Regions from separate parts of the Mus musculus genome. Here all the other regions are linked to region 1. Evidence: chromatin contacts called from ENCODE POLR2A ChIA-PET data. All regions are on one chromosome and are shown on one strand. The core of a region is the stretch at or near the end of the contact, and the rest is flanking DNA. Distances in the headings are between cores, read along the strand shown.

The links. ChIA-PET counts read pairs that join two places held with the same protein, here RNA polymerase II (POLR2A).
Region 2: POLR2A ChIA-PET joins it to region 1 with 15 read pairs in Patski. The contact joins the promoter of Abhd8 here to the promoter of Ccdc194 in region 1. POLR2A ChIA-PET finds 5 or more read pairs at or near these places in 2 of 5 experiments (Patski and embryonic stem cell).
Region 3: POLR2A ChIA-PET joins it to region 1 with 15 read pairs in embryonic stem cell. The contact joins the promoter of Slc27a1 here to the promoter of Ccdc194 in region 1. POLR2A ChIA-PET finds 5 or more read pairs at or near these places in 4 of 5 experiments (Patski and embryonic stem cell).

The regions. Positions count from the first base shown.
Region 1 is chr8:71,524,252-71,527,607 of GRCm38, reverse strand. Ccdc194 (coiled-coil domain containing 194) reads left to right here and starts at 1,883. Exons shown (of 4, transcript NM_001370849.1): 1 at 1,883-2,223. The coding sequence starts at 1,897. It also overlaps the pseudogene Gm7850.
Region 2 is chr8:71,461,989-71,465,344 of GRCm38, reverse strand. It overlaps Abhd8 (abhydrolase domain containing 8), which reads left to right and starts at 1,688. Exons shown (of 5, transcript NM_022419.3): 1 at 1,688-1,879. The coding sequence starts at 1,870. Mrpl34 (mitochondrial ribosomal protein L34) reads right to left here and starts at 419. Exons shown (of 2, transcript NM_053162.2): 1 at 278-419; 2 at 1-95. The coding sequence starts at 342.
Region 3 is chr8:71,568,922-71,572,277 of GRCm38, reverse strand. It overlaps Slc27a1 (solute carrier family 27 (fatty acid transporter), member 1), which reads right to left and starts at 1,684. Exons shown (of 12, transcript NM_001357182.1): 1 at 1,390-1,684. The coding sequence starts at 1,556.

The DNA.
Region 1 (3,356 bases), core at 634-3,133:
CACTCTGTCCCTTTCATACTGGGGACCCTGGAGACTAAGGAGAAACTGGACTAGGAAGCCAACTGCACAATGGTTGACTCTTTCTCTCTCTCTCTCTCTCTCTCTCTCTCTCTCTCTCTCTCTCTCTCACACACACACACACACACACACACACACACACACACACACACACACACTGATCTGAGGAAACACTGGGCTTGTGTGGGTGCCTCAGCTGACCAGTCAGAGAGGCCTCCCCTGGCTCTTGAATTCCTGGGAAATCCCCAATGGGTCACCCCACCCCCACCCCCACCCCATCAGCACTGAAGTGGCTGATGATGGCCGCTTGCTAACCTGTGCCCTATTCTGGAGGGAAAACTCTCATTTTTGCTTCCCACTTTTACCCTGGGCCTGAACCTCAAAGTTGTGCTCCACTTGGTGGTTGAAGGCTGGAGGTGGGGCCTCCGGGAAGCAAGCTGTGCTGTGTGTCTCTGGTGTGTGGCATCGCCTCCCTGGCCCTGATTTCTCATTTTCTTTCTCACCTTCCTTTTCCTTCCTTCAAGTTTTCTTTTGCCCCCCCCTTCTTTATCTTCCCCTCATCTTTTTTGTCATTGTGAGGACAAGGCTGTGACTCTCTTACTGACGACTGGGAAACCCTGGCCTCACCAAGGGAGGTCACTGAGAAGCAGCTGCCAGGGTTGCGTGTTTTGAGCTGTAGAGGGACGTTCCTAGCGGGTCCATCTGCAGGCGGTGACCAGGATCATTCTCCCAGTGTTTTCTCAAACATTGGCTCCTTCTGACACGAGGGAGGCCCGAAGTAGCAGGTGGCCCAGGAAGCAACGCCTGCTTCAGCCTCGAGGTCTGAGGTGGAACCCCGTTCATGCTGGCTGGGGCTGCCTGTTCTAGCAGTCTCCCAGGCTAATTCCATATTTCTATGCAACTTAATATTTTTATTTTGTTTTTACTCTTTTCAGACTAGGCTCAAGATTCCCCTGCCTCTGCCACCCGAGTGCAGGGATCAGAGGCACTCACATGGCCTAAAGCCTTTGAGTACACTTACTGTAAACACATCCTATTTATATTCTAATCAGTGCTAAACCTCCAGCAGACTCCTATAGCCCCGGCTGGTCTCTAACTGCATCCCTTCCCCCTTCCCCAGGCACGCGCTATCACACACAACTTCCTTTTCATTAACACATGAGGTGCACATTCTTTCAGGAATGAGTCCTCCTCCTGTGTGCTGGGCCTCTGTAGCCACAGGATACAGGAGGAAACAAAGATTCGAGGCTTTGTTTTTTAGAGGCTCAGCTTGGAATGTGGGGCAGCCAGGGAAGACTCCGGTAAAATGAAGGTGGGCTCTCAGTATCTGATGACTGAAGGTGTCCCAGGACCCTCAAGTCGGAAAGAAAGATAAGTTGTATTCTGACCTAGGGAGAACCACCACCCACCCCCACCACCCCGAATTCCTCCTGGTCACACACAAAATAAATTAAATGCAGTTTTAAAAAACCCAACTTTTTAAAAGAACCTTGTATCCCACTTGCATGGAATGAATGAGACCGAGCACAGCCAGTGGAGACCTTGCTACCTCCCAGCTCCCAGTCTCAGTTTCCTCATCAACGGAATGAGCTCACCTGCCACCCCTATCTTCCTAACTCGATTTGGTTTTTGGAGTTCTTCCCCATAGGCTCCTGACTGTCACCAGTCACTGGGGTCAGGGGACCCTGGGGCTCGGAGGGGTCTGGTAAAAGGTCCCCCAGACCATTCCTAGAGTCTGACTGAAGATTGAGATTCCTGCGCGCCCTTCCCTACCCCTCGAGAAGCCGCCGATGGACGGGGCGGAACCGTGGGTGTCCTTGGAACCCCAAGGTGCCAATTAAGTGTGAGTGGCCCTTCTGGGGTCAGAGCTACGGCGGGATGGCAGAGCCAGGTCCGGAGCCGGGGCGCGCATGGCGACTGCTGGCCCTGTGCGGGGCTGCGGTGTTCCTGGCGGCCGCCGCGGCTGGAGGGGCCCTGGTGGCCTGGAATCTGGCGGCCTCGACGGCCCGGAGCCCCCGTTGTCCAGAACCTGAGCAGATGAATGCCACGGTGCGGCCCCCAGACTCGGCACCCGAGGTCGAAGAACTGCGGCGACGGCTGGCCGAAGCTGAGCAAGCCCAGGAGAACCTGGTCTGGCAGCTGCAGCGCGCAGAGGGCGACAAGAGGGAGTTGGAGGCTGCGCTCAAGGCCTGCAAAGACAGCCAGGTAGGGGCAGGGGGAAGCCAGAAGTTCCACAAAGAGAGCTTGCTTGTCCATCTCTAGGGCCTCAGCGTCCTCCGGTCTCCAACGGACGGAGAGGAAGTACAGGACCACCTCAGTTTCTCCTATCATCTATAATGTCAGTTCTTTTTGGAGTCTAACTTCTGATCCACTAAGCCCTTGAGCTATGTGAGATTCTGTGCTGGATCTCTCTTTGCTGCCTCACCCCCACTCCAAGTTCCATCAGTCTTATTTTGAGAGAGAGACACTATGTCACCTGTAATTAGGAGACTAAAGTTGGCCTCTTGGGGTGGTACCAGCAGGACCTCCCTTTTCCTGGGTCATCCACTCAGACTCTTAACCCTTTTGATTCCGCAGCCTCACAACTCGGAGTACTCATGATGTCATTCTGCTGTCCTCTTAGCAGAGGCAGCAGGATCAGGAGTTCAAACTCTTCCTCTGCACCATAAAGAGGTCTGGGGCTGCAGGAGGTCCTATCACAAACTGAAACATGTCAAAAAAAATAGCGATTTACAATTATTATTATTATTATTATTTTGGTCACAGGGCAACTTTATTGAGTGGTAGCATGGTCACACCCAGCAAACGTGTTCCCTCTCATTCTCTCTCTCTCTCTCTCTCACCACACACACACACACACACACACACACACACACACACACACACACACACACACACAGAGTCTCTCTCTCTCTCACACACACACACAGCCCTTGCCACAGTCCAGTTCTCAGCCACAGGGTGGGGAGCCTCCTGGATTATTCGGATCCAGAAGCAACAGGTGCCCGAGGGAGGCTCAGGGGGAGGAAGTGGGGAGGGGGTGCAGAGAGCAGGGGTGGGATAGGTTGGGAACACCCACCAGACAGCTACACGAAGAGTGGGATTCCCCGCCCTGGTGGCTTCAGCTTAGCTGCGCCCCCTTCGAAGGAGTCTTCCAAGGTGTGGCTGAACATTCAGGGTTTGGGAAGGGCAGAGTCCCACTCCGTTTTAGTCCTCTCTGTAGGCTGGGGACTGGAGGGCAAGGCGAGCCGGGTCGGTTGTGGGCTGCTTCAGCTCTGGGGCTCCTCCGGAGCCTCACCACCCTCTTCCCCAGCACTGTCGGCTGTCCACAGCGTCAG
Region 2 (3,356 bases), core at 439-2,938, 62 kb after region 1:
GATACTCGTTTCCGCGCGCGCGGCCGCGAGCCTGCTGCAGGGAGAGGAGAGGCCAGGAGTCCGGGAGCCCCATCCAGACTCTGGACTGGAGATACCTGTGGGACCAGAGGAACCGTGAATCTCAGAGAATGTACGCTGTATGACTTTCTGAGCCGCCTTTGTAATGGGCAGGGCAACAAAAGAGCTTGTTTACAAAAGGCGCTACATAAGTACGCATGGTAGTCTATAGAGACCACCCTTGTTTCCATTCTGGAGCAGGGTATCTCTGAACACTCACCTGCCACTCAATAGGGCCACCGATCTGCAGGCCTGGCACCCAAAGCACCGGGCTAGGAAAGCCATATCCAGCGGCGGGTCAATGGTCCGGTCGTCCGGGTCAATGCCAGTTCCTACACTCTGGGCTCCTTGACAATGCCTTCTGGGAAATGTAGTTCTTGTTGCCGCGGGGCCTTCCGGGAGCTGTAGTTCCACACCTGCAGGTGACGATAGTGGGGTGGGGGTTGGGGGATGTCTGTCCTCAGTGGCATGTAGTTCTCCAAAATGACCAGGAGAGGGCGAACGAATGTAAACTCCTGCGTGTGCGTATGACATTCTGTCCCCCTGGCCTTCTGGGAGTTGTAGTTCTTCGCCTCGGCCACTGGTAGAGGGCGCCCCAGAGTGGTGGTGACGACTCTGGCAGCAGTCTGGAGAACTGGCTGCTGGCCTTTTCACCCGCCCTCATTGAAGACGGGCAGCTGGCACGCAGCGGGCTGGCAGCTTCTTGGCGCCCGCAGCCAAGACTTCTCTTGGCGCGCGGCCCGGATGTCCTTGAGTTCCAGCTCTTCATAATCTCGAAAACTCGTGCGTTGTGAATTTGCTCTGGTTAGTTTAATCCTTCAGGCTGGCCTGGGGGAATTTTCTTCCCGCAGCTCAGATCTGGACTCCTGTTCACACACCTTCCATAGCTCTCCACTGTTTAAAGAAGATGTCCAGACAGCCGTGCCAGCAGCCACAGGAAGCCGTACACACCAGCATTTCTGAAGTTCATGGTCCTTACCATGAACTAAATGGTAAAATGGCTAGTTGTGCCTACAAATAATTGAGGCGATGTGTTGAGTACTTATTGTATGTAGAAGGTGTGTAGAAGGGATGGCGACAAGTGTTTGGGCTGCACCTTGAGCCCATGAGCGAACAGCGCGCCAGGGTGGGAAGGTTAGCCTGGGGCTCAGTCTTGGTGTAGCAGAGACCCCATCACTAGGATGCAATTCCCATTCGCTAGTTCTGCAGCAGCTCTGACACTTCTGACACAGCCTCTGGTTCAAATGCCTGCCTTGATGTTTTGTCTGTTTCCCGACCTGAAAGTGTAGAGATTTGGAAGTGTGCAGAACGAGAAGGTCAAGAGACAGAGGGCATACCGCCTTGCGGGAGGCAGAAGCTGGCTGAGGAGACCCTGTCCCAGACAGAGCACATCCACCACACCCCCAAGCTACTCGCTGTCCCTCGACTGCAAGCCCTTCTCGGTCCAGGCTCTAGCCCATCCCTCCCTCATTCCCCCCAAACTCTTCACAGGGGTGGGGCTGCTGCTTGCAGACCGCGCGCTGATCCTGGGAAGAGAAGCCTCTGGTTGGACGGTTATCTAGGCCAGACGGCTCGCCGCTGCCATAGGCCGAGATGCCTGCCCATCTGCTCCAGGCCCCGCCCACGCTGGGTGGGACTTACAGGGCCGGTTTGCTACGCGGCTGCGGGATGCCCCTGCGTTGACCGTCCGGGCCCGCGCCTGTCCGCGCTAATGCGGCCAACCCCGCACCACCATGTAAGCGGCACCTGCAGGTGGACGCTGGCTTCTCCGCCCGGGACCCCTGCGTCCTGCCTCGGGCCCCGGGCCCCTCGATGACCTCAGGTGAGCTGGCTCTGTTCCCCGAGAGAGGAGTCACCAGGCTGCCAGGCCTCCACTGAGGGGTGGGGGGTGTCGCTGCCGGGGGTGGATAACCGCCAAGCTCCGCATTCGTACTGCTAGGATGCTGCGGAACCCCGGTAGCCTTGACCCCACCGCGGGGGTGACGAACTCCAGGGAAAAGCGGGTCGGGCTGGGAAACAGGACTGGCGCTGCGCTTTAGAGAAGCCGCCACAGTCGGGGTTCCACAGCCTTAGAAATGAGGAGCAAGGCCTGCTTTCCCCTCAAGTGCATCCGGGGCTATCACGAGCGGGGTATTTAATGACCATCACTCCAGCGGCGCCCAGGCCGTGATGGAAAAACGAAGCTGGCCCCATCCCTATGCCTCAGACAATGGGGGTGTGCTGCTCCGGTATCCCCTGGAGTTATGTAACCGCCTGTGGTTGTCATGGACACCGGGGGGGGTGGCCAAGGGAACCGGATGGAGGCCCAGAGCCCCCAGTCAGGTTCTGCCTTTATCTTCCTGGCTGCCACTAGGGTTGTGTACCCTTTGAACACAGGATGCTGAGGGCAGCAACCTCCATCAGTTCTCGATACTGTGCAAGTCAGCTCTAGCTCTCTTCTGAACCTGGAGCCGGATACAACCCGAGTTCTAGTGGCCAACATCCTTCCCCCGCCTCATTCGTCACTAGTCAGATTAACACTAGAGGCCTGAGCTAAGAACTTTGACATTTTAGAATAAGAGCCAGGCTTTATGGGCTGTCATCTCACCACCCAGGAGCTTGGGCACAAGGTTGAGGCCAGCATGGACTACAGAATGAAACCCCGTGTAAAAGGTTGGCAGTGATCGGGGTTCACACTAGTCATTCTAGTACTGGCAGAGGTGGAGGCAGGAGGATTGCAAGGAGTTTGAGACCAGTGTACAGCCCAGGACGACAGAATGAGACCTTGTTTCAAAAACAAACCAATGGCATCATGTTGATGCACATCTGTCACCCCAACACTTGGGAAGGTAGAGGCAGGAGGACTGTGGGAGTTCGAGGTTCCCTTTGGTCTTAGGAACACCTGTATGCTCAACCTGCTACAACTCCGGAGGTGGAAGGCAGAGCAAGGTCAGTCTGGGCAGCATGAGGATTTCCAAGCCAGCCTGGGCTACATGAGTTTCTTTCTCAAAAGTAAGCATGCAAACCAGCTTGCATCCATGCTTGCATAAATCAGTGTGTGGATGAATTTGTACATAAAGATACGGATTTGTGAATAAATGATAAACTCCAGCTGGTGGGGCAAGGGTCTCCTTGCAATGGGCTCTTGCTTTAATGTTTTCTCCTTCTGGAAGCCCCCCTCCCCCATGCTCTCTTCAGTATTGTACTAAGGGACACCCTGAGAACTTGTCTGGCATTGGGGTGTCTGGGGAAACCTGGAAGGGGCTTCCAGGTCCTGCTTACCCGATGCAAGACCAGAGCCACCAACACTGAGCTAGCCA
Region 3 (3,356 bases), core at 435-2,934, 45 kb before region 1:
AGAGCTTGGTAGTGAGCCAGACCCAGGCCCTCTGGAATAGCATCAAGCCTTCTAGGTGCTGAGCCATCTCAACAAGTGGACTACACTCATTTTAACACTGCCACTGGCCCGTTAATCCCAGAGCCTGAGGCAGGAGGATCTCAAGTTCCAGACCAGCCTGGGAAAGAAAGACAAGACAGAGGAATGGGGAGAAAGACAAAAAAGAGAAAAGGAAGAAATGGGAAACTGAATTTCATGAAAGCCTGTCTCCCAAGGTAAAGCAAAGACTGAGCCTGGGCTCAGTGGGCAGAATGCAAAAGTCCTGTGCTACACCCTGGCACAGCAGCAACCTCATGTGTCACCCTAGTACAGGGGAGATAAAGGGAGAGGATCGGGAGTTCCAGGACAGCCTGGGCTCCATGAAGAGTTCCAGGCCAGCCTGGGCTACATGAGAGCCCATTTCCCAAAACAAGACCTGGAGTCCTTGGGAGCGACTGTCACTCCTCACAGTGTCATCTCTGACCACATGACTAATTTGCTTCAAATGAAGTTTCTTTGCTTCTTTAGGAGAAGAAAAAACAGAAAGAAAGAGAGAAAGAAAGAGAGAAAGGAAGAAAGAAAGTCAATCCAGGAAGCAAAGGCAGGTGAGAACCACTAAAAAAAAGAAAAGAAAAAAAGAAAGAAAAAAAGAAAGCTCAGAGCCAGTAAGTCTGTGACCCCCCATTCCACACCATTCTGCTCTGCCCCCACCCCCATAAACCTGTTTCCTCACTCTTAACGATGCCCAGTCTGCCTCCCTGAAGATCTGTGAAGGCACCCAGATGGTCCCACAAGGGTTGACCTGAGACTTTGAATTCCATCAACACTAAGGTTACCCCAGAAGCCTCCATGTTCCCTGCACACCCTGACTCCTCAGAGACGCTGTGCATACACTGTGCATACATAGAGACCGTCCCACCGACCCTGAATAATAGTCAAAGTTCCACACTCACATGTTATCTGAGGGGCCAACACTACAGATTCTTTAGACACCCTAGTCCTGTAGATTCCGCAAGATGCTCCTTCACCCCAAACCTGTTCATTCCAAGAATCTGGACAGTGGGTCACCCCACTAATCCCACAGAAGCCTCTCACAGTCTACACCACGCCACCGGAACCCCTAGTACTCTCAATACCCACCAGCTACCCACTCTAACGGTGGCAAACGACCACCCTAACAATTCCCCCCAGAGTTCTGTCTTCTGCAGGACCCTGCAGAGCCCTCCAGTCAGTCATTCCACCTTCTGGCCCCAGCCCAGACAATAAAACCAAATTCAGGCCATAAGGGGACCCTCACACCACCCTGCAAGACTCTAGCTCGCCCGAGGGCCATGCATCCACGACCCCTAAATTTCAACTCCATCTACTTACAAGAGGTCTCGCCTCGCCGTCTTGCAGACGATACGCAGAAAGCGCCAGCCGCCGCCACCCACGTACACACAGAACGCCGCCGCCGCGCTCCAGGTCCACGGAAGTCCCAGAAACCAAAGCAGCGCCAGTGAGGCCACAGAGGCTGTTCCTGCTCCAGGAGCCCGCATCCTGCGGAGCACACAGCTGAGACCGCAGGTACCGCCTCCCACCTAGTCCTGATCCCGCCCAGGTCACGTCACAGACCCTGGCCGCGTTCTTTTTCCACACTGTAGCCTAAACCCAAACGCTTTTACTACAAGCCTGGCCCCGCCCCCAGCGTGTACCTTAGTATCAGGTCCCGCCCCGCCGCCGCTGAGCTAAGCACCAAGAAAGCCAAATCCAACCAGTTTACTTAACATTGACCGCCTCAAGGCCTGGGATTGGCTACTTCCATATCAATCTTTATCCTCCGCCCATCAAAGCCAGACCTCCCCCCTTCCCCAAGCACTGACCACGTGGCTAGACACCCCCACGGTCAAGCTCCACCCTTGAGCTTCAGCCCTCCAAGCCTGGGGTCGCCTAGTAACCCGCACACACCTAGGCCCTTCGCAGCCAATGGTCCAGGCCATGCCCTAATGTCGCCTCATCCCTCCTCTGTGTCTCAAAATTCACTTGTTATCCTCATGCTTATCCGGCCTCAGAGGCTGGGTGTTCCTACAAGGACAGCCTCCATCATCCCCCTCATCATTAGGCCACGCCCCAACTGAGGCCTCTTTCTCCGCCCACATTGGGAGCCTCAAATCAAAGTCCGGCAACCTGATCGAGGCTCCTCCTCCAGATGAAGGCCTGTGACCCCACCCCCCTAGCTCACAGGTGATCACTCTACCCTCAAATCCCTCCCTACAGGTGAAGCCTTTGACCCCGCCCTCAGCAGTCCCAACATTCCGCCCCCATCCGCACCTCCGCACTGACCCGGGCTACGCGCCAGGTGATGCCTATGGCTCCGCCCACAGGCGCGGGCCCGCCCACAGTCCCGAGACTATCTGGCATTCGGGACCCAGATTCTACCTGAGCCTCCCGCGTTGCCTCCAGGCTTCGACAGTCACTGTTCACAGAGAGGCCCGGTCCGTGCGGCCCACCTAGTCCCGCCCCAAACCTTCCAATCCGCGGCCAAAAGCTCTCAGCCCCTCAACCCGGCTCCGCACCGGCCGACCCCCTTCCGGAAGGCTTAGGCCATCGAGAAGAACCGCGGGCCAGAGAGCCCGCAACCCAACGAGACTCTCAAGCTAGAGCGGCTAGCCCAGGGTACCTACGAGTCTCCACGGCAACCAAGCGGTGAAAACAAGCAGGTGCTGAAGGCGGGGCTATGGCTCCAGGGGTGTGGCTCCGTCCCGCTAAATCCCAGAAAGTCTGCAAGATCCCCATCCCTGCGCCCATGACCCACTCCCGCCCAGCGCCTGCCTGTGCTGGAGCTTGCCTGATCCAGCTTGTCCTAGATCCAAGCCCCGAGGCTTCTCAGCATTCCAGACTCCGAGAAAGTCGAAATTCACACCCGGGGGTGGAGAGAGCTGCAAAGGCAGCTCTTTGAGATAAGGAGCCCCCAAATCCCAATTCTACCTCCCAAACCTTAACAAGTCACATCCCATTACCCCAGGGCTCACATCAGCTCCCATCCTCCCTCGACATGACCCTTTCTTGCACGCCAGGAGCACCCCCAAGAGACCGTAATGCACCCCAGAATCTCTTGTTGCTCCCCAAAGGCAAGAGCCCCCTCAAGCCATGTTAGCATTCCAGAATCCTAAGCGCCTATCCAGAGGCGCCCCAATCCCTAGCCTCTTGCTGGGGTGCCCCCACCCTTGCTGTCAAGATGACCTTCTGAGGCTTACAGATCCCTGGCCCTTGCTGCTCCCTCGCAGGTTCTCACAGAAGTCTGGACTGGGAAGTTCTGAGCTCAGGCCTAGCTGGTGGGTCCCTTCAGGGGATGAGCC